Regions from separate parts of the Homo sapiens genome. Here regions 1, 2, 3 and 4 are each linked to region 5. The links are chromatin loops, found by intact Hi-C in ENCODE. Cell type or tissue: HCT116. All regions are shown on one strand. Each heading gives the region's core, and the rest is flanking DNA. Links, peaks and the distances in the headings are about the cores only. Region 1 overlaps ENPP7 (ectonucleotide pyrophosphatase/phosphodiesterase 7). Region 2 has its middle 13 kb from the start of CBX4. Region 3 holds the start of LOC124904071 (a long non-coding RNA gene). Region 4 overlaps CBX2 (chromobox 2). Region 5 overlaps LINC01979 (long intergenic non-protein coding RNA 1979).

Region 1 (6,216 bases), core at 580-5,579, 170 kb after region 5:
TGTGGTTTTCTTCCGAGTCTGTTTCAGTTGGGCCGATGGTAAAATGAGCTTTGCATAGTCAATTGCAAGGTCGGTGTTGAGCAGTTCTGAACTTGGTCATCTGATAGCCCGGGAAACACCGTGCATTAGGCAGGGAAAACTGGGGGGAATCTTTGGATGCTGTCCATGGGAGGCCAGTGCTACTCTCCAGAAACTTCTTGGGCTGGCCACATGGTTGGTGGGCAGAGGAGGCAGGCCAGAGCCTGATGACCCCCAGCAGGTTTGCCGTTGGCCAACCTCTTGTATATAGTTTGTCATGTCCCCCAGCCACCTTCATTATTACTTAGTCAACATTTCTCTTTGAATCAGCTCATTCTTTGTTACTTAATATGATTTTTTCTTGAGACAGTGTCTTGCTCTGTTGCCCAGGCTGGAGTGCAGTGGTACGATCTCGGCTGACTGCAACCTCTCATGCTCAAGCGATCCTCTCACCTCAGCCTCCTGAGTAGCTGGGACTACAGGCATGCACCACCACACTTGGCTAATTTTAAAACTTTTTGTAGAGACAAGGTCTCATTATATTGCCCAGGCTGGTCTTGAACTCCTGGGCTCAAGCGATCCTCCTGCCTCAGCCTCTCACCGTGCTGGGATTGCAGGCATGTGCCTTTGTGCCCGGCTAATTTAATTTTTTAAAAGACTCTTTTGGCTGGGTGCAGTAGCTTACTGCCTGTAATCCCAGCACTTTGGGAGGCCAAAGTGGGTGGATCACTTGAGGTCAGGATTTGGAGACCAGCGTGAAACCCCATGTCTACTAAAAATACAGATATTAGCTGGGCATGCTGATAATTACAGGTGGCAGGCACCTGTAGTCCTAGCTACTTGGGAGGCTAAGGCAGGAGGATCACCTGAGCCTGGAAAGTGGAGATTGCAGTGAGCTGAGATCACGCCACTGCACTTCAGCCTGAGTGACAGAGTAAGACTGTCTCAAAGAAAAAAAAAAAAAAGACTTTTTTAAGGACCATGAAGAGATCCCTTAAATTAGGCCAGGCATGGTGGCTCATGCCTGTAATCCCAGCACTTTGGGAGGCCGAGGTGGGCGGATCACCTGAGGTCAGGAGTTTGAGACAAGCCTGGCCAACATGCTGAAACTCTGTCTCTACTAAAGATACAAACATTAGCTGGGCATGGTGGCACATGACACGCCTGCAATCCCAGCTACTCGGGAGGCTGAGGCAGGAGAATTGCTTGAACCCAGGAGGCGGAGGTTGCAGTGAGCCAAGATTGCACCATTGCACTCCAGCCTGGGCAACAAGAGTGAAACTGTCTCAAAAAAAAAATCGCTTAAATTAATTTTAAAAAGGAAAAAGAAAAAAAACAGATGTCAATGAAAAATGAGTAGCACTAACCAAAAATTGAAGGTGATTATAAAAACAAACACAAGGCAAATCAAGCTGTGGCAACCGTCCATCCTATGCTGTTGCTTGGCTGCTGGAGCTCTGAGCCTGGTGCCTCTCTTCATGTCACAGAAGACACCTGTTAGGGGTGGGATTATGGACCAGAGACGTTCTGCTAGAGAAGCAAGAAGGCTTGGAGGTGAGTCTATAAGAGTGAATGACTTTCTCACAATTTGATACAAGGTAATTGCTGCCCTGTCTCTTCCTAACACCCAGGTCTTCCATGTAGCAGGCCCTGTTCGCAGCTGTTTGTGAATATTAACTCATGTTATCACTGAGACCACCCTATGAGACAGGTCCTGCCACTGGTCCTGGATTTACAGAGGAGGACAGGCCCAGAGAGGTTAGCAACTTGCCCAGGGCCACAGAGCAGGTGTTGGAGAGGGGGAGCTGGATTTGAACTGGGACTGTGCTGCTCAAGGTGGCACCCCTCACATTTGACACCTAGGGCTGCACAGATAGGAAAATCAGCCCCCCATGCGTGCAGCCAGGCCTCAGCCCCCATGCTCCTGACACCGGAAGCTCCATCAGCGAGTGCTCGGCCAGCCACCAGGACTCTCTTGGTGATGCCTTTGTTACACCAGACATCTGGAGCAATGGAATACTGAATGTGAGACAGACTTGGTTATTTTCCTGTCTCTCTTCTTTCTTTCTCCTCTCTGTTTCTTTTCTTCTTCTGTGGATGAGGCAATTCTCACAGCTCTGGTTGGCCCAGTCCCTGCAACGCTGATGAACAGGGCTGAGCAAATGTGGTGGTGGTGGTGGGGGGCTCAGAGGAAGGCAGGGCTTCTCTTGGAGACTGGGCAGTGGCAGTGCCGGCACTGTGAGCGCTCACCACTCCGAGGACGTGGATGTGGACTCTACCTGGTCTCCTCTGGCCAGGTGGGGCAGGCTGAGGTGGGCTGAGACTGGAATTGGGCCTGTCCAGGGAGGGTCCCCCCCTCCCCTCCCCAGCCCAGCCACAGAGCCAGAGCTTGTGCAGGTGGGTGGCTGGCCTGGGTGTCATGGGGTGTGGCTGCAGGCACTGGCATGGGGACCGGGGCAGTCCTTCCAGGAAGAACAATTGGATTGTGGGGCAGGGGGCCCACAGGCCAGGCCAAAGTCCAGGCTCTTCAGGCTGAGGCAGGACTTCAGCCCCAGGCAGCCAATCAGGCTGCTGCAGAGAGCAGGCTGGAATGGGCCCTGGAGACTCCATGGAGCTGAAGCAGGAGACCCGGGGTGGGGGCTAGGGGCTGCGGGCTTTGGAGGCAGGGAAATAGGCAGATCTGACAAACTCAGACTTCAAAGACTGTGTCTCCTGGTGTCCCAGCTGGTTTACTATGCAGGGTGGCACTGACAAACCCAGCACCTCCCAGGGCAGGATTTTAATCCTCCCAGGGGCTGCCATCCTTGAGCACCTGCTTGGGGCCAGCCTCTGTGCCAGCCTCCCCGCAATGTGTCCACCTTACTCTCAGGTACCCCAGGGAGGCAGGCATGGTCCTCATTATCCCACTTTTTCAGATGAGGAAACTGAGGCTGGGGAGGGTCAACTGCTTTGCCAATGCCACAGCATCTGGGTGGGGGGCCAGGGCTGGAACATGAGTTTATCTGACTCCAAAGCCTATGCTCTTAATGCACAGGAGAATAGGTGTGGAAGGGTCCCTCGGCTCCTGGCCACGGCCACCCCAGTCCTGTGTCAGAGCCAATCCACGCGACTTTCTTTGCGGTGTTTCCGCCTGGTTTAACGTGATTTCTTGCTGAGCACCGTGGCTTATAGATGCTGCTTCCCTATCGTTCACAAAAAGCCTCCTCATGCCTTCCCCCCTTCCTTTTAGGAAACTCACCCCTTTTCCAGGACTGGCCAGCCGTCCAACCAGGGCCCACCCCTAACGAGAATGGAGGGGTCCCTGGGGCTTGTGAAGCCTGGCAAGGAGTTAGAAATTTATCCCACGCTGGGGTCAATGGTGGGACCGTCGGGAAACCGGCAGGCTTTAGGGAAAAGTCTCCCCCGTGCTGACTGTCGCGGCTTGGCCTTTATTCCCATGGGTGCTTTGTGCCGGGGCGGGCCCCTCCCAGCTGACCGAGGCCGGGTCTGCAGGTTCCAGCGCCCGCAGAGCTCCCGCGCGCCCCCGCGTGGCTGCAGACGGCAGCGCCGCTTCGGGAGCGGGTTTTGCAGGAGGAGGGGGCCCGAAGGGGAGGAGCAGGAGCAGGGGCAGGGGCAGGGGGCCGGTTATGGGACCGGCTCGCCGGGGGCTCTGGACCTGGGCTGCGAGGCTTATTACCAGCACCATAACAGCCAAGCAGGGGTTGGCGCTGCCGGGGACAGTGGCATGCAGCCTCTGGCCTGGGATAAGCTGGGGAGGCAGGGTCCGTCCGCGACCAGCAGAGCATCGCAGCGAGACAGCCGGCCCAGGGCCTGCGGGCAGCTCCCGGCGGCTTCCTGGAAGAGCAAGCAGCACGCGTTGGTCTGGGAGGAGAGGATGGGGCAGGCTGAGGGCAGGTCTGGTGGGACAGGTGAAGCAGCGGTGCGGCTGGACTGGGAGGGAGGGGTCGTGGGAAACAGGATGGTGGGCTGGGGGAGGGGGGGCGGCAGGCAGTGGAAGGGGGCGGCCCTACCAGGCTGCGCTGAGAAGGGCCTGTGTAGGGATTCCTGGGAGGGCACAGGTGCGGGGCAGGTGTGGACATGGGGGTGGCGTGCTGATGTCAGGCTTCAGACCCTTCTCCCAGGGCTGGGAGGGGAGGGGTGGGCACTGTCCCAGGCCTGGCTGGCAGTGTGCGGATCCCAGGAGGCAGAAGAGCTTCCCCTAGTCTTCTGCCCGCTTTTCTGGCTGGGGAAGGAGGACTCTGTAAAGTCAGGGCAAGGACTGCGTCCGTTCCACAATGTGCCTTTAACTGGCCACATGTACTTTCAACACTAGCTTCAGAGGAAAGAAATGGGCCCAAGGGACTGGGCCCAGTGGCTCATGCCTGTAATCCCAGCTTTTTGGGAGGCCAAGGCTGGAGGATCGCTTGAGGCCAGGAGTTTGAGACCAGCCTGGGCAACATAGCTTGCTTTTCTTTTTTTAAATTAAAAATTAAAAAATTAGTTGGGCATGGTGGTGCACACCTGTAGTCTCAGCTACTCAGGAGGCTGAGATGGGAGGATTGCTTGAGCCCAGGAGGTCGAGGCTGCAGTGAGCTGTGATTGCACCACTGCACTCCAGCCTGGGCAACACAGTGAGAATCTGTGTAAAAAAGAAAAGAAAAGAAAAGAAAAGAAGCTAGCCACAGAAGACAGCCTAGTTCCAAATGGACTTTACCAGGCTGTGATGAAAACTTCGGACCCCCCAGCTCTTAGCAACCTGCTCAGCCCAGCAGATGCTGCTTGTGAAAGATGATTCTGCGGGCTTCTTCCCTACTTTGTGTTCGGTGACCTCACGTTGGTAGCTTGAAATGGGCCATGGTGGGAGTATTCACGCCGCAGAAATGGGTAAGGGCCAACAGCAGGGCTTTTTGAGGGGGATCTGGAGAGCAGGTTTGCTGGGACGCCACCGTGGCTGCTCCTCTGGGGAAAAGCCGTGTGAGAATATGCAGAGTCACATGATCTTTGATTTTCTGTGCTTCAATTTCCTTGTGTGTGAGTCTGAATAATGACTTTTTCTGAGTCCCTCTCTTGGTTAATGTGGAGAACAAATGGTTGTGGACTCTAGCGCCATGGAAACCTTATCACTTCCCTGCCTAGTGCTGGAAGACTTGCTTCAGGACCCAAGCCCCTGAGCACAGAGAGGCAGGCGTTGTGGCTGAAAGTACTCGGGACCAGGACCTTAAAACTGGCATTTACACACCACCAGCCACTCTTTGGTGCCCTTGGACCAGTCAGCTAACGCCTCTGGGTTCCAGCATCCTCGTCTGCCTGAGGGGTTCGGGCTGAAGGGTCCTCTGGTCCCCTTCCGGATGTGACATTTGGCATGAATGGTCCTCCCCACCACACACATCTCCACATTCCTACTTCTCTAAACCCTAAACCCGCTCCTTTCTCTTTCATTGATTTATTTTGTAGAGACAAGGTCTCACTCTTGCCCATGGTGGAGTGCAGTGGCAGGAACAAGGCTCACTGCAGCCTCCACCTCCCGGGCTCCAGCGATCCTCCCACCTCAGTCTCCCTGCCAGTAGCTGGGATTACAGGCACGCACCACCATGCCCAGCTAATTAAAAAAAAATTTCCTACAGAGACGGGGTCTAACTATATTGCCAAGGCTGGTCTTGAACTCCTGGGCTCAAGCGATCCTCCTGCGTCGGCCTCTGGAAGTACTGGGGTTCCAGGCGGAAGCCACCGCACCTGGCCTCATTCCCCTCTTGACCCATGACAAGCTCTTGGCTTTTCCTGTCTCACCAGCCCCGCCTTCTCAGTGAGTGGTGTGGTCACCATCTCTTCTCAGTCCACTCCTTCTGGCTGGGGGCTTTCATTGAGTCCCATAGCTTGTGTTGACAAGTCTCAAATTTAAATTGCCAGACTAAACTGCATCCCTGGCTGTGGACTCATCTGCACAACCTGTGCCCAGGAACAGCTGCACGTGGCCGCGTCGCCGGCATTGAGGCTGATCACGGCCGAAACAAGTCTCGGCCCCCCCGACTCCTGTCCCCAACAGTTTAGCATGTCAGCAAGTGGCTCAGGACCCAAGCATTGGACCCATCTTTCATTTTTGCATTTTCTTCACCCTCCCACATAATCTGTCCACAAACCTCGAATGTCGTGCCTCTTAAAGGTATTTGGAATCTGTGCACATTGCAGCTTCTCCACCCCGCCACTGGAATGTCCGGCTGG
Region 2 (6,216 bases), core at 823-5,822, 65 kb after region 5:
CTATGCAACCTGGCTGCCGGCATCTCCGTCTTCGGCCTTCGAGTCTTTAAATTCACACTCCTTTGAGGGAGACATGTTGCTTCTACATTGCCTCGAAGAAGCTGACCTGTTGCAGGAGAACGCCCTCTGGGGAGGGCAGTGGCATGGTGGCTCTCTACCCCCAGTCCCTGCTGATCCCACAGCTCCTCCTCTAGTCCCAGGAATTGCCCTGTGGCCCCAGGGTCTGGGTCTGACCCCGTTATCTGGTCCCCCCACTTCCTTGCTTAAAACCTCCAAAGCTTTGCCATAACAATGAGACTCAAGTCCAAACTCCGAGTCACAGACACTCAGGCAAACTGCCTTCCTCCTTCTTCAGTCTGCCATCTGACCCCACTCCCCCAGCCCACGCTGCCCACTGCTCCTGCCTTCCTTCTGGTCCTCAAACACACTCAGGAGGTGCCTACCTCAGGGCCTTGGCACCTGCTGTCCCAGCTCCTCCCCAACCTAGAGATGACAAGCCACACACTCCTTCCTCAGTGAGCCTTCCCTGACCACTAAACCTAAAGCGTGCTTTCTGCAAACACACTTAAAAAATAAACTTAAAAAAGGACAATTCTTTCCCAGCAGCAAGAGGAGAGTCAGGGCCAGGGTTAGATCAGCCCCTCCTTGGGTTGAGCAGATATAGATGGTGGCAGCATAGACATGGTCAGTCCCTAAACAGCTGGGAGAATGGAGAGCAGGCAGCAGCATCAGGCAACCCCAAGGATAACGGGGCATGCGTCCAGGGGCATGTGGCCCTCAGCCTTTGGACAATGCCTAGGGGCTTGGAGCTCTGGGCATGCGTGCAGCCCACAGGAAGGAACACCTTGTCCCAGAAGTATGAGCTAAAGATACTGTCCCAAAAGGCCAAGGTCACCATCCTCAGGACTGGGCTGCACCTTTCGTCATGACCCTGTCGAACACGCTGTGGTCCCTGCCCTACTGACACCTGGTTCTTACCACTTGCGCCCTTGGCCTGGTCAGGCCTCCTGTCTCCTAGCCTTCTTTGGGGTTGGCTATCTATGGAGTTGAATTAATTCCCTCAGCCCTGCCTAATTAAACATCTCTCATTTGTTTACAGTAATCTAAATGCCTCCTCTGGGCTGGTGCTTGTATGAGATGCTAGTAAATGTTTAGCATTAACAATTGGCTCTCTGAAAAAAAGAAATGTATGCATGCATGTATATTTATTTATTTATTTATTTATTTATTGTAAATATTACTGATAGGCAGGGCGCGGTGGCTCACACCTGTAATCCCAGCACTTTGGGAGGCCAAGGTGGGAGGATCACTTAAGGTCAGGAGTTTGAGACCAGCCTGGCCAATATGGTGAAACCCTATCTCTACTAAAAATACAAAAAATTAGCCAGGCATGGTGGTGAGTGCCTGTAATCCCACCTAATGGGAGGCTGAGACAGGAGAATCGCTTGAACCCAGGAGGTGGAGGATGCCCTGAACAAAGATCGCACCACTGCACTCCAGCCTGGGCGACAGAGCGAGACTCCGTTCTTAAAATATTTTTTTTTCATAAATAAATAAATATTACAGATATAAAGGATGCATAGCACGCCATTCACAAATAATAAAATAGGCCAGTCACGGTGACTCACGGCTGTAATCCCATCACTTTGGGAGGCCGAGGCGGGCAGATCACCTGAGGTCAGGAGTTCAAGACCAGCCTGACCAACACGGAGAAACCCCGTCTCTGCTAACAATACAAAATTAGCCAGGCATGGTGGCATATGCCGGTATTCCCAGCTACTCAGGAGGCTGAGACGGGAGAATCACTTGAACCTGGCAGGCAGAGGTTGCAGTGAGCTGAGATCACACCGTTGCACTCCAGCCTGGGCAGCAAGAGGGAAACTCCATCTCAAAAAAATAAAATAAAATAAATAAACAAATAATAAAATAGAAGATACTCTTCATTGTAAGCTCCATATACTGATGGATTCACAGAAGGTTTTTGTTGCTTTTTTGCCAAACTCTGGGATCAGTTGCCAGCCCAGGCTTGCCTTTGATAAATGAGTGTGGTTCTGACTTGAATGGCTGTGGGTATTTTCATTTAAGTTAACCAGTAAAACGAAAGTGAAACAACGAAGGAATAGGTCAAACTTCTCGTTCATAATGATGTCAGGAACTTCTTTCATAAATCAGGGAATAGTTTTTTAATACTACTTCCTCCATTCCTGTGCTCTTAGGAACATAATGGGCTGGGTGTGGTGGCTCATGCCTGTAGTCCCACCACTTTGAGAGACCGAGGCCACTGGATCACTTGAGCCCAGGAGTTTGAGACCAGCCTGGACAACACAGCAAAAACCCGTCTGTACTAAAAAATACAAAAATATTAGCCAGGCATGGAAGTGCACGCTTGTAGTCCCAGCTAATTGGGAGGCTGAGGTGGGAGGATTGCTTGAGCCCGAGAGTTGCAGATCACAGTGAGCCAAAATTTTGCCGCTGCCCTCCAGCCTGGGTGACACAGTGAGACCCTGTATAAAAAAAAAAAAGAAAAAAAGAAGAAGAAGAAGAAAAGAAGGAACAAAAGAACATAATGGCTACAAACAGGACACACTTTTTTGTTTGTTTTGTTTTGTTTTTTGAGATGGAGTCTCGCTATTGTCACCCAGGCTGGAGTGCAGTGGTGCAATCTGGGCTCACTGCAACCTCCGCCTCCTGGGTTCAAGCAATTCTCCTGCCTCAGCCTCCTGAGTAGCTGGGATTACAGGCGCCCGCTACCACGCTACCACACCCGGCTAATTTTTGTATTTGTAGTAGAGACGGGGTTTCACCATGTTGACCAGGCTGGTCTCGAACTCCTGACCTCAAGTGATCTGCCCGCCTTGGCCTCCCAAAGTGCTGGGATTGCAGGCGTGAGCCATCGTGCCCAGCCAACAGGACACACTTTTAAGTTTAATCTGCATGATTAACACTTTTTCATCACTTTCTTTTTTTTTTTTCTATCACTTTCTAAAGTATAGACAATCAACAAAAGAAAAAATCAAGTCACGATTTGTCGTGTTTACCAATTTCTGTTGAGTAAAAGCTCCAGCCATAGCTGGCTTCAAGCTACCATTAGGACAGCGCTGAAGGCAGAATTGGGCCGAGATGTGCAGCAGCAGCTGCCCCTGCGTGGCGTTTTCCACCACACACAGGGGACACAAAGAACCCGGGAACATGTGAATCTGAGGAAATCACTAGGAAGGAGTCAGTAGTGAGCATTTATTATTGTTGTTCTTTACATAATTTAATTGTAAATGCCAATCATTTAATTTGTAATCATGGCTGGGTTCAACAACGGGTTCACAAAATGTCTGAGAATGTGGCCAACGGCTCTTGCCAGCCCGTACGGGTGGACCAGCTTCATCTGGCTGTGTGAGCTCACTCGGTCCTCACACAAATCCTATTAATTCAACATTCATCTGACAGGTACGTGCTGGGCACTGTGCCAGATGCCAGGGACACGTCGGACAAGGGTGTGGACACGCCCCGACGCTTGCAGCTCTTATGTTCCAACAGGAGATGCAGGCTGGAAACACCATCAACATCCAGAGGATACTGTCTGTAAGGAGGTGAGGGTGCTATGTAAGCAGGAATAAGGAGATTGGGAGTGTTGGTGGGGACAGGGCTGGGACCGTAGTGATCAGGTGGTCAGGGCCAGCTCATTACAAAGATGACATTTGAGTAAAGACTTGAGTGAAAAAGAACCATGCAGTTATTGGAGAAAGAACATTCCAAGTGGTGGCTACAGTCAGTTCAAAGGCCCTGAGGCAACACCAAGTCAGTGTTTGAGGATTAGTGGAGGAGCCCGTGTGCCCAGAACAGAGTGTATAAGGGAGAGAGGGGTGGAAAAGAAAGCCAGGAGGTCACGGGGACACATGAGGCAGGGCCTTGGATGTCAGAGGACTTCTTAGGGTGTTGAGCCTAGAAAGTCTCCTCTCCCCTTTGCAGATGAATACACTGGTGCTCGGAGTCACGCCGGTGGCCGGCGGGAGAGCGGGGAGAAGCCTGGGTCCGTCTGGCTCTTACCACACCATGCTCCTGCTTCCACATGGCAGAGGGACAGTCAGCAGGTGTGCAGCGCCCCAGCTCCTACTTGTCTCAACAGTCCTAACTGGCCATGGCCAAGAGTTCTGTCAGGTCAGTCCCCGTGGATCTGGACCTCTGCCTGGGTGGCTCACGGGGCAAGCTGGGAGGAACAGAGACTCTACTAGGTATTAGGACCCAAGGCCCATAGAGGCTCCCACACGAAGCTGAAGACAAGGCTGTCTAGGACAAGTAGATGAGTCACATCTAGTCTGACACGCAAGTCACTGGGGTGCACCCCACTTGCAGGGGCATTCCTCCCACATGAGTAAGTTGCTCAGCTGCTGGTGACCTGGGGAGGTGCAACCTTAATGGGATGAAGAGGAAAAGGGGCTGGGTGTGGTGGCTCATGCCTATAATCCCAGCACTCTGGGAGGCCGAGGCGGGCAGATCACCTGAGGCCAGGAGTTCGAGAACAGCCTGGGCAACATGGTGAAACCCCTTCTCTACTAAAAATACAAAAAAAAAAAAATTTAGCTGGGCATGTGGTGCACGCTTGTAATCCCAGCTACTCAGAAGGCTAAGGCAGGAGAATTGCTCGAACCTGGGAGGCGGAGGTTGCAGTGAGCCAAGACTGTGCCACTGCACTCCAGCCTGAGTGACAGAGGGAGTCTCTGTCTCAAAAAAAGAAAAAAAAAAAAGGAAAAGAAAGGGTGCGTGTAGTGTAGCTGGGAGGAGGGTGACCGAGCATGCAAACACCACTACTGGGGCACCCCAGCAGGCTTGGGGACTGATGAGGCCTCAGCTCAGAAAGCCTGCTCCAGGCCCCTCCTCCTCCGCCCTCAGCCACGTGAGCCTGCTCATCCTGACTACAGCTGGACACCTGACCCTGGGGCCACCACTAGTTTCCCCCAACAGGGATGACGAGGATTAACGGGACAGCTCTCAGCCTGGGAGGACTCTGGTTGCTGGAATGAGCTGGTCTGTTGGGGGAGGGGGCACTGGAAGCCAAAGGACCCAGAGGGAAGCAGAAACGAGACAGGAGCCAAATCACAGCCACGGAAAGCCAGCAGAGACCAGTGAGCTGCCAGAGGAGGGGACAGGGCCTGTCACATGGGACCTGCACAGACCCATGGGGCCCTGAGATCAGAATGGCCCCAGGTGGGTGGCATGGTCCAACACCTTGAAATTGTTAATAATTATTAATCAAGGAGCCCCACATTTTCATTTTGCCCTGTGAAGCGAAAGGCCCCACCACCCTTGTCTGGGGCTCACAGGGAATTGGGAAACTCTCACGAGGGGGTCCCTCCAGGCAGAGTCCTCTGGATAAAAAAGGGACAGGTTCTGGGGAGCTGGGATGTTCTTTGTGTCACCTTGAGTCATAAGCCGGGGTAGAAGTGAGGGAGGAAAGAAACCTTTCTTAGTTTTCTTAGGTTTCAGACCCATGTGCCTTCGGGACGGGTGGGGATGCTGGTGGGTTCTGTCTTGGGAGCCCATTGCTCATTCTCCCAGATATTTCTGCCCAGCTAGGGTCCTGCCTGTGGGCCTCTGGGCCGTGCGAGGAGGACCAGAGCCTGGCTGTTTTGAAATAGACAATTATGGCCAGTTGGACCAGCCTGTTCAATACTCTATTGACAAGTTCACCTTGGCAACCTGGAGCCTGGCTCCTCTGTGAGTGATTCTACCTCCTGGTGTCCCTTTGGTCTTAAAGACATATCTCCACCCTCTCCCAGACTGTGCATGACCCCCGACGAAGGGACCAGGCCATGCATGCACCAGCAGAAGGTGCAGGGACTCCTCCCCGCCCAACTCTCAGCCCCACTGCCACTCTGCAGTGAGGGAGTCTCCTCCTCTGTGCCTCACCCTCAGTCCCAGGACCTGACGATAAAGCTCGTTTACCTGGGGCAGGGGTTGCAGAGGTAGATGATGTATTTCATCCCTAGTCTGCTCTGGAGGGTGGGATATACAAACCCTCAGGTCCAGCGACACCTCTGCAGGATTGGAGGGTCTGAGCTGAGGGGAAATCACGGACGTGCATCACCCCTAATCAGACTGCTAATGAGCGACATGAAAAATGATGGCGGTACAATCTATGTCGCCCTGGAGCAGCCTGCGCCAGCTCGGCAGGCTGCGTCCGTCAACACTGACCTTTCCTTTCTGGAAAACCAGAGCTGCCCC
Region 3 (6,216 bases), core at 562-5,561, 110 kb after region 5:
CAGCGCTTCCTTCCGCAGAAACAGCAAGGAGGAGGCGGCCGAAGCTAACTCGATCCAGCAGGCAGCGCCCTCCCCAATCTAGCACCCTCGTTCCCTGGCAGTGCCCGCTTCCACCACCTTCCTCTGGTAGGGACCAGGTTAGGGAATTTGAGATTTTGAAGAGAAGGAGGACGAGGGTAAGGGAGGATGCCCAAGACGGGCGGAGGTCGCGCTGGTCATCGCGCCCTGGTCCCCATCCCCCACTCTAGCTGGCCCTCCCACGCGACCCCCACCTGCGCGGTGTTCCAGGCGCAGGCTGCCCAGCAGGGGGCATCGCCGGGCGCCTCCCGCAGGCGGCAGCCCTAGAGGCGAGCTCGGTCACAGGCACAGTCCCTAAGGGCACTAGGGTGTCCATTGTCTTAGCGGTTCCCTTTGGGTGAACTCAGGACAGGAGTGGGTCCCCGAGAGGATGGCTCTGGCCCCCACGGCGTCGCCAGAACACGCGCGCCGGAACCGTGACAGCCCCAGAGGGGTCAGCCGGACACCTGTGCATGCGTGCGCGTGCGCGCGCCTCGGCGGGTTGGGGAGGGGGCGAGGGGCGCCCCCGAATCCGCAGTGCCCTTTCTGCCTGAGTTTGAGGCGATCGAGAGCCTTATCCCCAGAGGAATAGCTACGCCTTCTCTCTTCGCCCGCTCCCATCCCGCGGGTGGGCCCGGCGCTGGGCACCTGACCAACAACCCGCAGCCACCGCTCCACTGCATTCTGCCTGGAAACCCCAGAGTGGTTCTCCTAGTGCATTTTTCTCCCCGCACGCAGGGGTTTTTTTTTCCTCAACAATTGGCAGGTTTTTAAAGTAACCTTTAAATGAGACATCGATTTACCATTATTATGATTGCATTCAGAAATCCAGCCCGAAGGGACACCCTGGGAGATGCTAATTTGGAGGTATCTAGGGCTGTTTATGATTTAGCACTTCCCTAGCCTCGGAAGCACATTTCTTTTGCAGCTAATTGCTCTGATTATCTAGGGGGGAGGTGGCGGAGGGGGGTGGGGGGGGGCGGTCTCGGACTGTTCCCAGAGCCCCGTGCGTGCACGCAGTGAACCTGATGCTGCAGCGGCTACTGCGGCAGCGACACACTCTCACACACACACACACACACGCACACACACACACACGCACAGACACACACGCACACAAGCTCCCCTCCCGCATCCGGGCCTTCCCGCTCCTCCGCCGTTGCTCGCCGGGTTTGGGGAGGGGGTGCGTGGGGTGGGAGTGGGAGCGTGCGCGGAGCGGGAGAGGACAGGCCAAGCGGCCACGGGAGAAGAATGACAACGAGGCAAAGGGAGGAGGAAGGCCGCGGGAAGAAAAATTGGGGAGAGGGTACAGGCAAAAAGGGGGGTTAAGCAACGAAGGGGGTGCGGAGGCGAGGAGCGGAGATACCCGGGGAGAAAGAAAGGGAGGGGGCGGGGAGCGGGCGGGGGCGGCTGGCTGGTTTCCACTCGTGAGAGCCGGTTGCCGAGAGACGCGCGGGCCAATGAGCGCGCACCAGCTCAGCCCGGCGCCCGCCGCGTGCCCTTATATGGTGCGGCCGCTCGGCGGGCGCTCGCGCACATCGCCATATAAGGGCAGGAACCTAAATACAGGCTATACCTTGTTCTCCGCTCGCCCGGCCGCGGCCCCGGCGATCGATGAGCGCGCCGCCGAGCGGGCTGCGGCGCGCGGGCCCCGGGAGCCGGCGGGGAGGGGGCCGCGGCGGCCGTTCAGCCCGGGCCAGATGTGGCCGGCGCAATGGCTGCCCGGCCAGCTGCAGCGCTCGGAAGGTGCCACTCGCCGCCGCCGCGCTCCCCATCCTTTCCCTCTCCCCCTGCCCCCCCATTTGGAGGTGCAAATGCAGATGAACCGGGATTGAAATCTAATTGCTTTTGTTTAAAAAAATGTGAGCCAGTCCGTGTTGAGTTTGAGCAGACGCCTGGGATCCCGGCAAACCAAGCAGAACGCCTGGGGGAGAGAAGGGGAAAAGCCCTAGGGTCTGGGCGGGGGGCGGGGGCCGGGGGGAGGCGCCGGTAGAGTGCTGCGTGGAGCCTCAGCGCCAGGAGGCCGGGAACAGTGGCCACGAGGACCCACTGGCTCTGTGCCCTGGAGGCGCGGGCGGCCTGGAGCCAGCCAGGTGGTGGAAGGGAGAGGTGAGAGGTGTCGCTGTCACACCTTTCTTCTCTGTCGCTGTGCCAGCCCTGCTCCTGACGGCAGGCTGCAAGAGGCTGGGGGGATAGGGGACAGGCCCCCCAGCTCGGAAGATTGAAGCCATCAGGGCCGGATCTGGGCAAGGAAGGAGTCATCTCAGGGATTCTCTGCCAGAGGGGCGGTGGGTCCTGGGTGAAGCCTCCTGAGATCCTGGTCTCCTTGGTCAGATTGACGCCTGCCTGTGCTGGTGACCTCAGTGTCCGTCTCGAACAGGACGCCCCACTTGCTTTCCCTCTCCCCACTTCTGGCTGGTCTGTTTGCCCACGGAAGAGGAGTCTGAGCTGCCCCTGCAAGGGTCTGGACGGTGAAAGTGGCCCCAGGATGTCCAGGGAGTGTGGAGGGGCCTCTCTGGCTAGGACACGTGGTGCACTGACCCAGTTCTCTCACGCAGCCTGGTGGCAAGGCGACTTGGTGCAGGTGTATGCTGTTGTAGACCTAGTGGTAGCCCGCCTAGCACCCCCACCAGGTGCACAGTGAGGCCTTTACCTCCCACGGGTGGCAGAAGGCAGGAGAGACCCCCGACACCCACAGGCCCCAAGGCCTCACCGGTGGATGGCACGGAAGAAGCTTATGCACCTGGAGCAGTGGCCCCTAATATGGAGAGGACTGTCCCTCAGCACATACCCATCGCCCCTCAGGTGTCCTTCTCCGCGCAGTTTAGACTGTGATTGTGTCAACCTTGCCTCGGCTCGCCAGTGCCTGGAGATGCTGACAAGAGAGCCTCTTTCTCCAAGGAGGCCATTTCCAGTAGCATGATGCCACCTATAGAATGTACCTGGAATTAGTCTGAGCTGCAGCCTTGCTGCCAGCAGTGTGGGGCTGGAGGGAGGAGCACACCTTAGATTGTTCCTCGCCAGAGTTGAGCCTGGAATGGTAGCCTAGTCACACAGGCCTTCCCCTGGAGTCCTCCTCTTGCCACCCTGTGTCTCCTAGTAGGTATTTGGTAGCTCTGGGCCTGGCATCATTGGGAAAATGGTGGCCAGTACCCGGTGTATCTGGGACAGGAATCTGCCACTCCTACTAGGAGTCCCTAGCTTCTTGGGCAGGCACAAACTCCAGGGTTCTGTGTACTGCCCTGGGCATGTGCATCAGTGGTCAGCACTCAACAGTCAACAAGTATTTCCAAAAGGTTCAGGAAAACCCTCATATGCCTACACGAATGATCTCGAGGTGTCGAACATGGAGACCAGACTGGCGGCCCCAAGGCTGCCTGCTCCGAATGCTGGTTTTGCAGGGAGAAAGAGAGAGACTTGTCCAAGGTAACCCAGTTAGCCAGGGGCAGAGCAAGCCTGGATTTCATTCCCAATCCACTGTTTTATGCATTATGCAGGTGCATCTCAGCAGCAGCCCAGGCATGGGCTTCTGTGTCAATGTGGCTTGTCAATCCTGGAACCCAGGAGCCCTAGCATGGGGACTTGAAACTGACTACCATTGATCTCAGCCAGTCCTACTCCCTGAGCAGCTGGACAGAGGCTGGAAAAGCCAGTGGGTCTCTGGTCTCAGGCTGCTAAGCTCCTGGTCCCGCCAAAGGCTGGGATTGGCCATAGCCAGTGACATTGCCACAGGCTGCTCTTCATGCCAAGCTCCAAACCCTAGCGCAGCACAGCCATGCCCGGCTCCCCTAGGTGCCTGGTTCCACACCAGCAAGAGCTACCCTGAAGCTTCCCCTTAGGCTCCTCAACTCTTGGGTGACAGATTTAGGTTGAGCTCTGTCCTGTGACTTAACTTGGTCATTAACAAGTTACTTAACCCTCTGAGCCTGTGTCTTCATCTTTAAATGGAGCCTCCCTCTAAGGGTTGTGATGAGGAATAGAAGCAGAGTCCCGTAAACCTCCAGCACAAAGCCTGGCTCAGAGCAGCCCTCACTCAGCGGATGGTGGCTACATCTGTCCACTCCCAGCACTCTGGTACACCCTCTTGTGCCAGGCTAGATACCAATGGGATACAAACACCATAACACATCATGTCCATTTGAGCCACTGTAGAAACAGGTATTCCCAGCACTCCCTCGCAGATGCCGTGATGAGTGGTTGGTGGGTATCAGATCCAACCCCCTTCCTGCCCTTGCACACTTTCTTCCAGTCCTGCCTAGCTCCACCCTCTGCCCTGCCCTGCCCCCTGTGACAATCCAGGGCCCTGCAACCCTTCACACACCACTTCCCAGGGCATCCTTGGAACTGCCATGTAGACAGCCCCAGAAACTTTCCTTCCAGGGAAGGGGATGCGTGAACCCACAGAAGCTGCGGAAGAAACCGAGCCTAGGACTCCTTTCTCATCTTGGAAAAACAGCAAGTGTGTGTGTGTGTGTGTGTGTGTGTGTGTGTGTAGTATGGAGTCCTGCTTTCCTGGGATCCTGTGGGTCCATTACAGATGCCTGTCATAGCAACAAAATGGGAAAGAACTGGCCCATTCTGCAGGTGGGACCACTGATTTCCAGGAGAGAGACCTGATCTTGTGGTGCAAGCACGTGAGGCACTTCCCCAGATTCCACTGGCCACTAGTCCCACGATTTGAAGGGACGGGCAGTCAGTGTTGAGAGAGGCAGCTGGTGAGGCACCTGGGTTAGACTGCAGGTGCCGAAGGACCCAACAGGAGCTGTGGGAGAAAGTGACTCAGTCTTGCCCTGTCTTGCCGTGGCAAATCATCTCCCCCAACATCCACTCCTGTCTTTCTCCCCTTTTCTTTCCCTACACTCGATGCCCTCACTCTGGGAACGACATCTCTGTGATCTCTGCCAGCGATGGCCCCACCTGCTCCTGAAGACCCTCGACTCCCCCATGCCCACCTGTGCCCACCTTCTTCATTTCGGCTGGACACCACTGCACACCAGACTTGTGCAAAGTGAGGGTCAGACTTGGGGATATGCTCTTAGATGTTCCCGACTCCTGAGAGGGACCTGTACCCACCCCGCTGTCCCTCACTGGGGAGCTGTAAGACCACTCCAAGGCTGAAGCCCAGTGTCCTGCACCCCTATCCAGTGGACACCCTTCCCATTGCTCAGGCCCTTCCAGGCTGAATGGCGCCCCCCTCAAGAGGAGAGGTCCAACCCCTCCCCTCAGCTTGGGACAGAGTGGGGGTGGGGTAGAGAGGACAGTTCCCCAAGGGACTGCCCACCCCCATCCCAGAGCTCGTATAATGCCTGGAGCAGGCTGGAGAATGAGGTCCGCCAGAGATCCTGTCTTGCAGACCTAAGAAAAGGTTTCAGGGAACAGAAGAATTGGTAACCCCTGCAGGCCTCCCTGCTGGCCACTTCCTCTTCTATTCATCCCAGGTCCTCCCTACTCTCCAAAAGGGAGAAACTGAGGGAGAAACCTGGGACTGAATGGAAGGCCTGGAATCCCAACTCCCCCTGAGGTTTTTGGCTGGGAAAATACCTGGGGACAGCTGGAGTCTTCGGGTATCCTGGGGCGCCCCTCCCCCAGAGCGCCCCCTTCCCCTAGGGAAACTTTGATCTCTCTCTCGCTCTGTCTCTCTCTCTCTCTCTCTCTCTCTCTCTCTCTCTCTCTCTCACACACACACACACACACACAGGCACACACACACACGAACACACACACATTGGAAAGGAGATGATACCTCTAAAGTCAGGCTGCACCGTCGGGGTGGTGTAAAAAAGTTAGAGACTGCCTCAAAAGGGCAGTGGGAATGACCGCAAAGGGAAGAGGAAGGAGATAAAATGAGGCCTATCCCTCCCAACCCAGCAGCCCGGCTCTCCAGAGACACTCCCTTTTCCAGGCCCTACAGTCCCTTGGCACCCTCCTCCCTTCCCACCAATACAGCATCTGAAGGTGTCACTGAGATCTTCCACCCATTTTTCCTCCCCCTACCCATCTCACCCACAGGTTGCTCTACTCACAGCAATTCCTTCCTAGGCTTCCTCCTGTAACCCTGAACTATTTAAAAGCTCATTTTAAAAAAGAACTTAAGACTGATACCAAACTTCTTAGTTGCAAGCCTGAACTGTGGGCACCTTCTCATTAAACGTAAAACCT
Region 4 (6,216 bases), core at 530-5,529, 130 kb after region 5:
TCAAAAGCACAAATCAGTCCCCTCCACTCCACCCCCGTCTCTTGGAGCACGGATCCCGCAGCCTCCCTGCCCTCCCCGCCCTTAAAGGGCCAGCGAAGATCTAACTTCCCATTGCTTGTTGAGGGAGGGGCGCGGGGGCCCTGCACGCCAGAGGAAGCACAGACTCGGGGGGAGCGAGGCGGGGAGTCGGGGGTGGGGGAGCTTCGCGTGGGGTGGGGGGTGCTGGGAGGGAACCCCAGCCTCGTCCTCCGCACTCCCGGCTTCTCAGCCTCTCCTCCAGACTTTCTTGCCTTTAAAGAGAGAAAAGGAGGGAAACGGTGTACTACATGATTGTGTTTGTTTTTGAATATCAAATTGCGCCTATAAAGAGAAGCCCCTGGAATGGGGATTTTTATCTACTCACATTTGTAAAACTGGTATTTTAGACTTTGTATAAAGAAGCGCCGTTGACCGAGTGTATCTATTTAAATGTCGATGCTATTTTCAGATGAAACTTCACTGAAGGGGCATGTCTGTTACCTAGTGGACGGGACTGGGGGATACGCGTCTTCACCTGGCCGCCGCCTTCCCTTCTCTCCCGCCTGTCCTTTACTCCCACCTCCCTCCCTTCCTGGGGGCTGACTTTGCCCCTTCCCTTGGACCTTCTTTCCAGCCAGCTCTGTCCCTGCCGCCCCTCCGTCCTGCTGTTTGTCCGTGGCCGTGTGTGTATGTGTCTCCTTCTCTCGCTCTTGCGACGCTGACCTGGGGGGTGGGTGGGCAGGGGCCGGGGGCCACGTGGCTGGGAGTCTGCAACCGCGCAGGGTGTGTGCGCTGTTGGGTTTATTTAATTCTAAGATTTGTACAAATCTCCAATCGATCTCCGCCTCAGCTCAAGAGTGAAGCTTCGGTACCTATCTTCTGCGGTCGTGAATGTCTGTATCCAATACCGCTTTTTACGTGTTTAAATATATACTTTGTAAATAGAGACATGTCTTGGTTTTATTCTTCTTTTTCCTTCCCTGAGCAAAGGGAAGAGGCATCCCGGGAGGAGAGGATCCGTCCCTCTTCTCTCAGTACTCATCCCGTCCTCCCGCCCCCATCCTCGCCCCCATCGCGGGGGCACCGTTCCTGCAAAGGCCCTTCCCCAACTGGGGAACCCACCTGGCTGGGATAGAGGTGGGCGTGGGAGGCCGCTGGGGCAGACTCCCCTCAGCCCGTCCGGGGGAATCCGTGGCTCTCCGCACCTACTGGCTGCACTTCTTCGGGCCCCGGGCAGAATCTGGGGATCCCGGGAGGATGCGCCTGAGGTCGGGGGTTCCACTTTCCTCTGGCGGGATCCTCCAGCGCGCCACACCCCCAGGCCGGAGGCGTCTGGTCTCCGAGGCCCCGGGGCCTCGCCGCGTTAGCCAAAGCCTCCCGGTGCCAGCCCCTCGTAGCTGTCTTGAGACCCACTCCCCAGACCCACCCAACCTTGCTAGCGCTCCCCTAAATGCAGAGCCTCGCGCCTATTGATTGAGGAATTGAATTCGCGGGTATTGCTAGGCAACTGCAAGCTCGGAGCCGGCGCAGAGCGCTGCTGATGTGATTAGTGAACCTGGAGCCGCCGCGCCGCAGCCCCGCGCACCCCCGCCCCCGAGTCCCCGCAGCCTCTCCGGCCCAGGTCTCCTGGGCGGGCCTAAACCCCAGCGCTGGGCAAGGGACGGTGCGGGAGAGCAGAGTGCGGGGTGGGGGGTGGAGAGAGAGATGTTCTTGGCCTTTTCTGGCCGCAGACTTCACAGCAGTGGGGGCGGGGTCTTGAAGCCCGCACAGGAGAGCCACTCTTCGGATCCCCAAAGAGGCCACCGCACTAAACCCATTTCTACTTCCGTAGTGCCCCGCAGACGTCACCCTGCCAGGAAGCCACGATTCAGGCTCACCCCTAACGCCCACCAGGAGGAACATGGACAGGGGTAGCTCACGCATCTCCAGCCCCTTGCTGAGGAGTCAGTGGCCCGGCCCTTGGCAGAGCTTCCCCCTTCCCCAGCTGTGACCGGTGTGGGAGGGCGCGGGAGGACAGCAGCGTCCTGCTGCCCAGGCCCAGGTTAGCGGGTCACAGAGCCTTGAGTGTCCTTCCGACGTGAGGGCCTGCGCTGCCGGCCGAGTAGGGTCGCTGGCCGCCAGGCGTCAAAGATCTCCGCCCGAGACTGCCCCACCGCAACGGGCGGTCTCTGTGCTGGCAGGGGACGTCAAGGGAAGGTGGGTGGGGTGGCCCCGCGATGGTCGCCACTTGGACGGGGCTCCCTCCTGCGTCCACTCGGACGGGGCTCCCTCCTGCGTCCACTCCTGGGCGTGTGGGGCAGTGGAATGGGCTACTGCTTAAGCGGATGGGAGGGCGCCCACCCTGCCCCTTTTTCGGGTTCGCTGGCCATCACCACCCTCGGCTTTGAGGAGCGCCCTCACGGGTTTCCATTTCCTGGGCAGAGTCCCTGGGAATCCGCCACAACTGCAGAGACCAGGCGTGCGTGGCGGCCTCCAGCCGGACTGGTTACCTTGCGTCCCGAGGACAGGGCTGGCTTGTGTGGCCACCGCGGCGGGGAACCTGGCCTCGCACAAACATTGGTTGGATTGGAAGGTTCATGCTCTTCCTAGAGTGTCGGATCGGATTCATTTTCTGTCCGTTTGATGCTGGCTTCGCACCAATCCTGATCCAGGCACTGTGCCATGCGCCCGGGCCGCTGGCGCACAGACCTGTCCCGGCCCTCTGGGGCTCCTGTGCTGGTTTCCTCTTCTCCTCTAAAAGCCCTCCAGGCCCAGAGGAGCCTCGGACCCAGCTGAAGTCCGAGACTGGCGTGGCTCGGGGCCCGGCGGGACTCCGTGCTGTCCGTCGTGGAAGGCGGCTGCCCGCAGCCTCGGGTCCTGAACGCGGCGAGAGAGGCTGCGGGCTGGGTCGGGGCTTTCCTCCTGAGACTTCGGAGGCGGAGGTGGCCGGGGTGCAGGTGGTGCGATTGAGTCTCGGGCACCCTGGAGCCGCGGCTGGCTTTTCCCTCGTCCGTCCGAAGGGCCGGCGGCCGACCTTGGTGGGACGCGCGCGCCCTCTGCAGGTGGCGGCGTCGGCCCGGGTCGCCGGCGCCCACCCCTTACCCCCGGGGGGCCGGTGGCTTTCTGGTTCCGAACCCGAGCTGAGAAAGCCTTACCTCCCCCCGACCCAAAGGTACCGCTGGGCGCCCACCGCCACGGGCGCCCCCTCTGCGTCCTCCCTGAGGCCCGGCGCTCGAGCCACGAAGGCGGAGGGGAGGAAGGAGAGGTCCAGCCGCCCGGATGACCGTCCTCCCAGCCCCTCCGCACCCATCGCTCCCGGTGCCCTCGGGCAGGTCGCGGCGGCGTGGGGTCGGGCCATTGGCAGCCCAGTCTGTTCTTCTCAGGGTCCACTGGATTAGGCGATCACATCAGCGGCGCCGAAACTAACAAAGGCCGAGCGAGCTCGGCCCGGCACCCGTCGGGCCGAATCCCTGTAGAAATGGGCTCTCCCGAAAGCCTGGCTCCACATCCGGGGCCGCGCCTGCTCCTGCTCGGCCAGCTTGCTCCTTCCTGGCGGTCCCAGCCCCTTTCTGCAGCTCTCATAAGCCAGAGGACAGGCCCGCTGGGGTCGCCCTTGCCCACTTTCTCCAAAAGGAAACAGCCAGAGCCTTGCGAAGGCAGCAAAAGAGAGCCCACCAGCAGTCTTCTTTCTCTGCAACAGTCGATTTCGAATTCGCAGGACTTCCTGGAGCGGGCTAGTGCTGGGGGTCACATTTCCATTTGCAGGGGGAACCCTTTCCTGAACCAAAACATTCAGGCCTTGGCCCCAAGTAGCTTTTCACCCAGTTACTCCAACATCTAGGCCCAGCTTCTCTCTTCACTTCAAAGAAGCTCTATTCTCCCTGGAGGCTGGAATTCATGAATAAATTCATGCTGAAGTTGGTGGAAGCCTTAAGGAGCCGGGGAAGGTTCTGTAATAAGCAAATCGCCTCTTTATTCGCGAGCTTTGGGTTAGGAGTTGCAGTAGCTGCTAACTCACAGTGACTCCCCTGGAATTTTATGGCTGCCTCCTTGTAAAGCATTATTAGCACATGTGGTGGCTTCAAGGGGTTGAGTGGCTTTCCAACACAGCATCTCTGGATACTGTGGGCGCGGGGAGAGGGAGTTTTATTTTAACTTTGCATGTCTTTTGAAGGGAGCAGTCTCAAAATGAGTTGATTATATATTGCAGCATCCCTGACCTCACCTGACAGATGCCGATAATGCCGCCCCTGCCCCCAACCCCTGCCATTGTGTTTTTTCTGTTTTTCCCATTAATTCAGTCTCTCAAACTCAGCACTACTGACGTGCTGGGAAGGATCATTTCTTTCTGTCATGGAGACTGTTCTGTGCACCTCAGGACGTCTAGCAGCACTCCTGGTATCCACCCACTAGATGCAAGTGGCATCCACCCCACAGCGTGACAAGCAAGATCTCCAGATCTGCAAGTGTTCCCTGGAATGCCAGTTGTTCTCTGTTGTGAGCCACTGGTATATGGACTCTTAAACACCCATCCTTTGCTTGGAAACATATCTTTTTCTGCACCCTCTGCAAGTGGCCTTTCCCAGTCTTTGATTTTTCTGTGCCCCAAGTATTTGGCCTATGTCCAGACGAATTATTTTGCCTCAAGAAAGGAAAAGAGCAGAGTCTACTGTGTTTCCAGGGATCACTCATGATGTACATCAGGCCAAATTTTTTTTTTAAAAATTTATTGATATACTAAGAGATAACAAAAGGACAAAAATCTTCTGACGCCATTTGCTGTCCTTCCCCTGCAAAATAAATTAACATCAGTCTAAAAGAAGAAAAAACCCTGCAACCTATGCTAGTTTTCCAAAAATGCTAGAAAACCCACAGAATCATGAGATGCACTTGAGTAAAATCTGGTCATGTAGGCACTACCTGTTCCCAACTCACCATTCCCCTTCCCCACACCATCAGGGGCTTTTTGGGGGAAGCATTTCCTTAAACTGGTTGATCCTAATTAAATGTGGGCCCTAGGCTGCTGTCCTGTTTCAACAGAGATCCTTTCCTAGGGCAATAACATATCTACTTTTGTTCTCTTTTAAGAAAGCAAACAGCCATAGTTGAAAGCAATTAGAAGTGGCATACATGAATGATTTTTTTTTTAATTAAAAAACACAAATCAAGCCAGTGATTGGCTTTGGTTCAAAGCTTGATCCTCCCCTGAAGTCTCCCCTTAGTGAAAGCTCTCGGCCCAGAGCCCTCTCCAGCTAGGTCAGAATTTCGAGTGTAACCAAAACAAGGAACACTCTTTTTTGGTACAAAATATATACATATAAAAATATGCTAACATCTCTAAGGAAGACAGACTGGCCACTGCTTCCTATTCAATACAGGAGCAAACAAAACGCGGTTAACACACCATTTCACACACACACCATTGCCACAGTTCCTGCGGGACCTTCGGGAAAAAAGCAACAATGCATCGTCAGAAGTGCCAGATACCTAGCTACACAAACACAAACACACACACAAATAGCAGCAAATAAAAATAGAAAAAGTCTACTTTTATTTATTGGTAAACATAAGACAACCAAGTCTGAGCATCTGGTGCAGTTCCCAGTGACGGCACTTGCCCTGCACACGCTCTTGAAGCACCAGGAAAAACACACAACACAGTAAGAAGGCAAAGTGGCTGGGAGTAAGGTATCTGCAGATTCAAACTTTGGGATTGAAGTAGCTGGTAAACAGAAAGGCACCGAATCAGGGTCTGGAGAGACCCGGCTGCTGGGGAGGAATCTGGCCTGCCCAGGCAGACAGGGACAGACATCCTCATTTCTCCAACAGCTCCTGGAAGCCGAGTCACCCCAAGGGCTTGGAGAGCTGTTAGTCTGGCTTTGGAGCAGTGAAGGTAGCACAGTGCTCAGCAGGAAGGAGTCAAGACTTTGCTGTCGAGCACAGGGAGGCTGGTGCCTGAGGCTCAGCGTGCCAGGATCCACGCCTCCTCCCAGGCTGCGCAGTGAGCTGGAATCTCTCCCTCTCCTGTGGGAGCAGCTCTTCCCCTTACTGTCTGCTTCCAGCTCTGGCCTAGCTATCTGGGACTCTTAGCCCTTCAATTCGCCGAGGTGGGCACCATTCCTGCTGCAGCCAATATGGCCACTGTGGGCTGGCCCCCAGCTGGCATATGGATGGCCCTCAACGAAGCCATGGACATGGGTCCCTCCCCAAAGGCACACT
Region 5 (6,216 bases), core at 414-5,413:
CTAGGGTGCAGGCCTGGGCTCGGCACAGGGCCGAGAAGCTGCTGCTCTGCCCCGCCTCCGGGAGAGGTCCTGGCACTGCCAGCCCATGAATAAGGCCTGGCAGGGCGCCGGGCGAGGGTGTGCAGAGGTCAGCGGGGAGGGCCGAGTGGCAGCGTTCTTGGGACTGGCTGCCAGCTGCAGCTGGACCTGTTTGCCTGGGCTGGGCTGTCTCACTTCCCCTGGAGCGGAGAGAACACTGGGGAGGAAGATCAGGCGTGGGCAGTGCTTCAGGGGCCCTTGAACTCCAGGATGGCCAGCTCCTGCCACAGGGGACCCAGCCAGCCGTGGCCAGAAGCCAGGGAGCCACATGCTGGAGCCGAGGACAGGCTGTCGTGAGATCAGTTCCAGCCCCTAGCCCCCTTTCCCTGCAGGCCTGGCCTGGGGGGCTAGCACAGGCTGCCAGGGGAGGTCTCTTGCCCTGTGTGACAGGGGGTCCCAGCCTGTGGCCTGCAGCCATCGACACCACAACAAGATCCTTGCTGGGGTGTTCTGCAAAACCTCAGGAACCCTGTGCCCACAAACACTGCGTGAAAGTCACCAAGTAACCCTTCTGTGATTATTCATTCATCTGAGGTTTGCTCAGCAACTTTCAGTCATCTCAATCCTGTTGCGATGAAATGCAAAGTCCTCTGACAGCGTTGTGGGATTGGGAGTAAGTGTTGCCTTTAGCAGGTACCAAAAGTGCTACTGTTATCTCAAGCAGGTGTGTGACTTTCTATGACTTTAAAAGGGACCCTCCCAACTTCTGGGAAGCCAGCCCCCTCTGATCTAGCCAATGTACCCACCACTACCCATATTTGCCTCTCTCCCTGGCACCCAAGACTGGTGGAAGAGGAAAGCCCTCTTGTAGAGACAGCCCCACTTGTCCTGATGGAGGCCATGGCTCATCCCCTCACCACATGGCCTCACTGGGCTGGACCCTGGTGCATGGCTTGGGAAGGGAGGGGCAGCTCAGGACCTGAGACAGCACAGGCCGACCACCCCGTAAGGATGGGAAGGAAGTCAGGAGTCCATGCAGTGGCACAGGCCAGGGAGGGTGGACGTTGGGAGGGGGAATGGAGGCTTGGCCTGTGCTGAAGGAGAGGGGTGGAGGCGGGCATTGGGGTGGACCATGCTCTAGTGGGGAGGTCTGGCCAGAGCAAGCAGGTAGATGCAGTCACGGGGAGTCCAGTGAGGCGGACAGCCCTTCGCCCTCATCCGGTGCTCAGTGGTGGGGTGCAGTGCGAGCTTCCACCTTCATCTGTCCCCCACACACCACCACAGCCACAGACCACATTGCCCTGCCCTGGATGCAGGAGGACACCTGCACCTCACAAGCCAGCTTGGACAAAACCAAACTAGAAAAACGAAATGCCAGGGTCACTACTGTGCCTTCCACCGAGGAGGTGACGCGATGTGTGGATGGCGGCTTGCCTCTGTGTCTGTGCAGGGTGGGTGTGTTTGTGTGTACACCATCCACAGGCAGGTGCTCGGTGTGCAGTACATGCACACACACACACATGCACACACGCACACACATGCACACACACGCACACACAGACATGTACACACACATGCACACACATATGCGCACACACACACGTACACACACAGAGGACAACATTTGGGTCAATGTCTTGCTGGGGTCTATTGGTAACACACTAAGCACTTTGCAAGGGAAGGAACTTTCCAGGGACCCTGAGCAGTGTCCAGTGGAGAGGCTGTCATCTCTGCCCCACAGCCGGAAGTGGCACCTCCCCACCCTTGTGCACAAGAGGCAAATGGACACAGGCTCCCTGAGGCCCCACACTTCCCACAGACACCCCCCTTCCCTCACAGTCCTGGGTAGCTGGCATTTTGGGCCAATCCACAGTGGCTTTAGTGGTTGACCATGGCTGAGAATATTTTGGGAACTGCCTTTTAGAATCCGTTGACAAGACACACAGACGCTGCTGTCCCGGTACTTTGCAGCCTTATCCAGGTTCACGTTGGTTTTCTCTGGATTGGGCAGTAACTCCTCCTTCCCAGGGGATGGTCATCTTTGTGACCCCACCCGGGTGGCTCTTTCCGACCATCCTCTCCATCATGGGAGAATCATGGTTTCCCACCAGAAAGGCCACCCTGGTCACATGTGCTGGGATCTGGGAGAGGAGTTCCTGATGCAACCCTGGTGTCGGCGGGGCCACGGCACCACACAGGAAGGCCAAGCCAGCTGGAGAGGCCACAGTCCTGAGGTGTGTGTCACCCCGATGTTTGTGGAGCCCCTTACAGCCAATGCTGGCAGTGCTGGGAACGCCCATGTGGAAAAAGGAGATGAGTTCCTGTCCTTGGGGAAGAGCTCATGGCTGTGTTCTTCTTGGGGAGCACCGTGGCCGGGGAGAGGAATACAAATTCTCTCTCACCTTTTATAACCCCTCCTTCAGGCCTTACGGTGAGGACCCATCCAAAGCAGAACCATGCCCAAAACAAGATACCAACAAGGAAGCATGGTGTAAGCACAGCTCACCGACAGCCGTTTCATATGGGGCTTCAGAACACCCAAGAGAGCTTTGTGTGACTCCATTGACTTGAGGTGTCCAGAATGGGCCAATCCATAGAGATAGGAAGCCGATTTGTGGTTTGCCCAGGGGCGGCGGCAGGAGGGGAATGGGAGGCAATGTCTCATGGGTGCAGGCTTTCTTTGAGGGTAGATGAAAGTGCTCCAGAATTAGATTATAGTGATGCTTGCACAACTAGAAATTTACTAAAAACTATTTAACTGTATACTTTCAATGGGAGAATTTATGGTATGTTAATTATATGTCAATAGAGCTGTTAAATATTTGAAGTATCATGGGGAAATGGCGCTGAAGGTATTCATCGGTATGTACTTTCTGATTTCATTGTTTAAAAAAATATGTGCTCATATATAGTAGAAAGACTAGAAGGAAACACATCGAACGTTAACGGTGGCTTTGTCTGAGTAAAGGAACAAGAGAATGTTTTATTCTGCACGTGCAAACAGCCAGGGGGCAGGATCCGTCTAAAGTTGGGGTGATGCTGCCATCCTACAGCCCAGCCTCTGGACCAGCCCCTCCCTGCCCAAGGTGACCTGTGACTCAGCTGCAGCGGCATCCAGCGGCCAGGGGTCAGCCCCTCCCTGGGAAGGGAATGCTGTGGGCCTGCAGGGCGGGCAGGTGAGGCCACAGCGGGCGTGGCTGGCAGGTGAGACCTGCGGGCCCCTCTGGCTGTGAGCTCCAGCCGGCTCCCCTCAAAGCAAGCAGGCAGGAACCGCTGTAATTACCGCACAGGCAGGCGGGCGGGCGGGCAGCACCCCTCCCTCATTCCCGAGGAGAGGTCACCCCAGTGCCCTGGCCTGTCCCAGTGGCATCGTCCAGCAGCACAGTCGCCAGGCTGCGCTTGACCCTCCAGGAGGGGCCAGGAAGTGGAGCTGGCCCAAGAGGGAGGCGGTCAGGGGACTGAGGCTGGGGCCTGGCCTGACCCTCGCTCTGAGCCCCCTACAAAACCACAGCCCCTGAGCCATGATGTTGCCCGTCTTGCGCCTTCTCATCTGTCCTCACCTGGCTTTCCACCTCCACCCCCAGCTATACCCAGAGCCTTCCAAATGGCTTTGAGGCCCTCCTCCACCTGCCCCTCGACCCTCCAGCCCCTGGCCCCACCTCCTCCTCCTGCGTCCCTCTGCTCCCTCACTAGCTTCCTGCTGCTTTGCAAGCCCCCGGACCCACCTTCCACCTGTGGCTTCATGCTGCCACCCTCTCCCTGACACTCGGTTCCTCCAGACATGCTCATGCCTGGCCCTGCCGCCCCACCCAGCTTTTCCCCAAGGTCATTTGCACGGCAGCCTCCTCTGACCACCCACCCAAGCAGGTGCACACACATGTGCTCACACACATGGACACGCACCTGCAGTCCTGCTCTCCCAGCCCCTCCTTGTGCTGCCTCTCCCCAGCTCTGCTCTGTCCACTGTGTTTTGCCACCTGGTCGTTTTGCTGGCTGCCCAGCTCTGCTGTTAGGACAGAAGCGCACGAGACAGGGAGTCCTACCTACCTGTTCCCAGTTGTGACCCGGAGCTTTGCAAAGGAGCTGGCTCAATAAACGTATGGTGGATGAATGAATGAGTGAATGAATGAATGAATTAGTGAATGGATGAATGAATGAGTGAATGAATGAATGAAGTGGGGCAGTGGTCCTGCCTAGTACTCCGGACTGCACACAGCCTTGTAAGGGAAAGTTCCTGGGGAGTGGGGTCATTGCTGCAGGCACTGCCTGAGTCACTTGGTTATTCCTGGCCACAGAGGACATCCGAGGCTGGAGTGGGGCTGAGCTAGGGGGGCCTGAGACTGGGGCGGCCACCTGACCACACAGCGGGTTGGGGGGGCTTGGGGAGGCCATCGTGGGTGAGTTCAGCCCTGGTGGGAGCAAAGAAGGGGTGTCCAGGCCCCAGGTGGCAGGTTTTCAGAAGGCAGGTGGGGTGGGCCAGGGGTCTGGGGTCAGGCCTCCTGGACACAGCGCTTGGGGACAGGAGGCCGAGGTCAGCCTGGCTGCTCTGGGAGCTCCCTGGCCCTCAATCAAGGGAGTCAGTCTCTAAATTGGGAGCTGAGTCCTGCTGATGGGGATGCAAAGGCGGATGTCTCTGTCTGCTCAGCCCCCGTGCAGCTGGCCGGGGAGCCCTTCCTCAGGCCCCAACTGCGCAGGCGACAGGTATGTGACCATGAATAAATAGCCACAATTATCCCTCCCCTTCCGTTACCCTGCTGCAGGCTGGTGGAAGGGAGGAAGGGCAGCCTGGCGGCCCCTGCTGCCTCCAGAACCCAGGGGAGCCCTGGGGATCACAGGTGCAGCCAGCAGCGGGCACTGGCCGGGGAGGGCCAGGTCGATGGTAGGCTCACAGTATGGACCGGCTATGGGCTCACCTCAACATAGAGAAGTCACTGGAGGTAGTGACAGACACCAGAGACCAGGGTCTAAATCCCAGCTCTGCCCCTTTCCAGCTGTGTGACCTCAGGCAAGTTGCCACACCTCTCTGGGCCTTGGTCACCTCCACTGCCAGAGAGGGTGAAAAATACTGATCTCTCAGGGTCAGGGCAAGGCACAGCCAAACAAAGAACAGATGCAAAATGCAGGGGGTGGCAGGGGATGGCAGGGGGTGGCAGGGGATGGCAGAGGGTGGCAGGGGTGGCAGGCATTGGCAGGGGGTGGCAGGGGATAGCAGGGGCAGAGTCTGTGCTGAATATGTGACCGCTGCGGCTGTGCTTCTGCTCCTTACTCTTGTCAAAACCATCATCATTCTTACCACCCATTGTAGTATCTCCAACCGCAACACGGGATCGGTCCCCAGGGCCCACCCCTCGGTTGCTGAGCCTCCTCGCCGAGTCTATACACGCATCCCTGATGACCCAGGATATGTTAAGCTCCTTCTCATGGAGCTGAAGGATTTTGCCCCCAAACCTTTGTCCACTTTGCAAAAGCTCCCAGCCCCCTCCCTGCCTCCTTCCCAAACGTATCCACTTGCTCTGCAGCCACAACTGCCCCCTCCCCCTGCTTGGACAGCCCCCGGAGGATGGAGGATGCTCTCAGTCCCCAGGGTGGGCTTCCCAGTCAGCTCCCTCAGGCCCTTGGTCCCTGCAGAAAGATCCCCAGTCTCCAGCATCAGATAGGCCAGCCTGAGCCGAGCAGCCTCCGAGCCAAGGAACAGGCTGGTACTCCAGTTTCCCCAGACCTCGGCTTCCCCTCCTGCAAAATGGGATGACAACGCTGGCCTAGTGAGAGCGATGAGGGAGTGTGTCCCAGGGCCACCGGCAGAGCCTGCCCAGCAGCCTGCACTCTGATCTTGGGGGGCACACTGACAACACCTGCGGCCCCTGCTGGGTCCTGGGGGGCACAGGGAAGCCCCGTAGGGGCTGGTTCTCCACAAACTCCCCCACCTTCAGGGCTTTTTCCAACACAAGGCGAAGGGGCCACCCAGCATAAGGGTGGCCACCCTGAGCCCTGGCCCCACAGGGAGTCAGGAGCCAGGAGGTCTGTCCTGACCTCCTCTTGCACCCTGAGAGATACGTGGCAAAAACTCAAACATGGATGTGGCTCCCGTCCCTCCTGCCACACATCCTTTGGCAAATCTGATGAAGAATCTGCAGCCTCTCCATGAACACTGGCCTCCTCGTTGGGTCCCCAGTCAGGTTCCACACAGGAGGCCTGGCC

What was found. A loop is a pair of places that touch in the nucleus more often than their neighbours do. Peaks named below come from ENCODE experiments on the same cell type or tissue, not always from the same donor. Only the 100,000 strongest peaks of a DNase experiment are listed, where the experiment ranks them.
Region 1: a loop joins it to region 5, with 6 times the contacts of the local background. A loop is called at or near these places in 27 of 110 quality-filtered maps.
Region 2: a loop joins it to region 5, with 4 times the contacts of the local background. A loop is called at or near these places in 44 of 110 quality-filtered maps.
Region 3: a loop joins it to region 5, with 4 times the contacts of the local background. A loop is called at or near these places in 28 of 110 quality-filtered maps.
Region 4: a loop joins it to region 5, with 9 times the contacts of the local background. A loop is called at or near these places in 57 of 110 quality-filtered maps.

What each region holds. Positions count from the first base shown.
Region 1 is chr17:79,739,430-79,745,645 of GRCh38, reverse strand. ENPP7 (ectonucleotide pyrophosphatase/phosphodiesterase 7) reads right to left here. Exons shown (of 6, transcript NM_178543.5): 6 at 3,427-3,852. Among named protein-coding and RNA genes, the nearest start is that of ENPP7, 12 kb to the right of the region's middle. RefSeq lists a silencer at 3,514-3,683. In HCT116, for the core only: a CTCF peak has its summit at 3,549 (motif pointing left); a DNase peak (open chromatin) is centred at 3,505; H3K4me3 peaks cover 754 bases; H3K27me3 peaks cover 343 bases.
Region 2 is chr17:79,848,881-79,855,096 of GRCh38, reverse strand. No RefSeq gene overlaps it. Among named protein-coding and RNA genes, the nearest start is that of CBX4, 13 kb to the right of the region's middle. RefSeq lists an enhancer at 3,665-4,864. In HCT116, for the core only: no CTCF peak of the experiment used is centred there; DNase peaks (open chromatin) are centred at 3,456 and 4,346; H3K4me3 peaks cover 2,676 bases; H3K27ac peaks cover 2,203 bases.
Region 3 is chr17:79,805,619-79,811,834 of GRCh38, reverse strand. LOC124904071 (a long non-coding RNA gene) reads right to left here and starts at 3,238. Exons shown (of 2, transcript XR_007065928.1): 1 at 2,849-3,238. RefSeq lists silencers at 84-263, 1,364-1,483, 1,684-1,763 and enhancers at 173-698, 2,573-2,702. In HCT116, for the core only: CTCF peaks have their summits at 2,782 (motif pointing right) and 2,981; DNase peaks (open chromatin) are centred at 1,564 and 2,974; H3K4me3 peaks cover 825 bases; H3K27me3 peaks cover 291 bases.
Region 4 is chr17:79,786,880-79,793,095 of GRCh38, reverse strand. CBX2 (chromobox 2) reads right to left here. Exons shown (of 5, transcript NM_005189.3): 5 at 5,113-6,216. It overlaps CBX8 (chromobox 8), which reads left to right. Exons shown (of 5, transcript NM_020649.3): 5 at 1-964. Among named protein-coding and RNA genes, the nearest start is that of CBX8, 7.1 kb to the left of the region's middle. RefSeq lists an enhancer at 1,519-2,328 and a silencer at 2,990-3,139. In HCT116, for the core only: a CTCF peak has its summit at 3,075 (motif pointing left); no DNase peak of the experiment used is centred there.
Region 5 is chr17:79,913,165-79,919,380 of GRCh38, reverse strand. It overlaps LINC01979 (long intergenic non-protein coding RNA 1979), which reads left to right. Exons shown (of 6, transcript NR_110850.1): 5 at 1-3,194; 6 at 3,968-4,129. LINC01978 (long intergenic non-protein coding RNA 1978) reads right to left here and starts at 24. Exons shown (of 2, transcript NR_110851.1): 1 at 1-24. In HCT116, for the core only: a CTCF peak has its summit at 3,030; a DNase peak (open chromatin) is centred at 3,100; H3K4me3 peaks cover 790 bases; H3K27ac peaks cover 657 bases.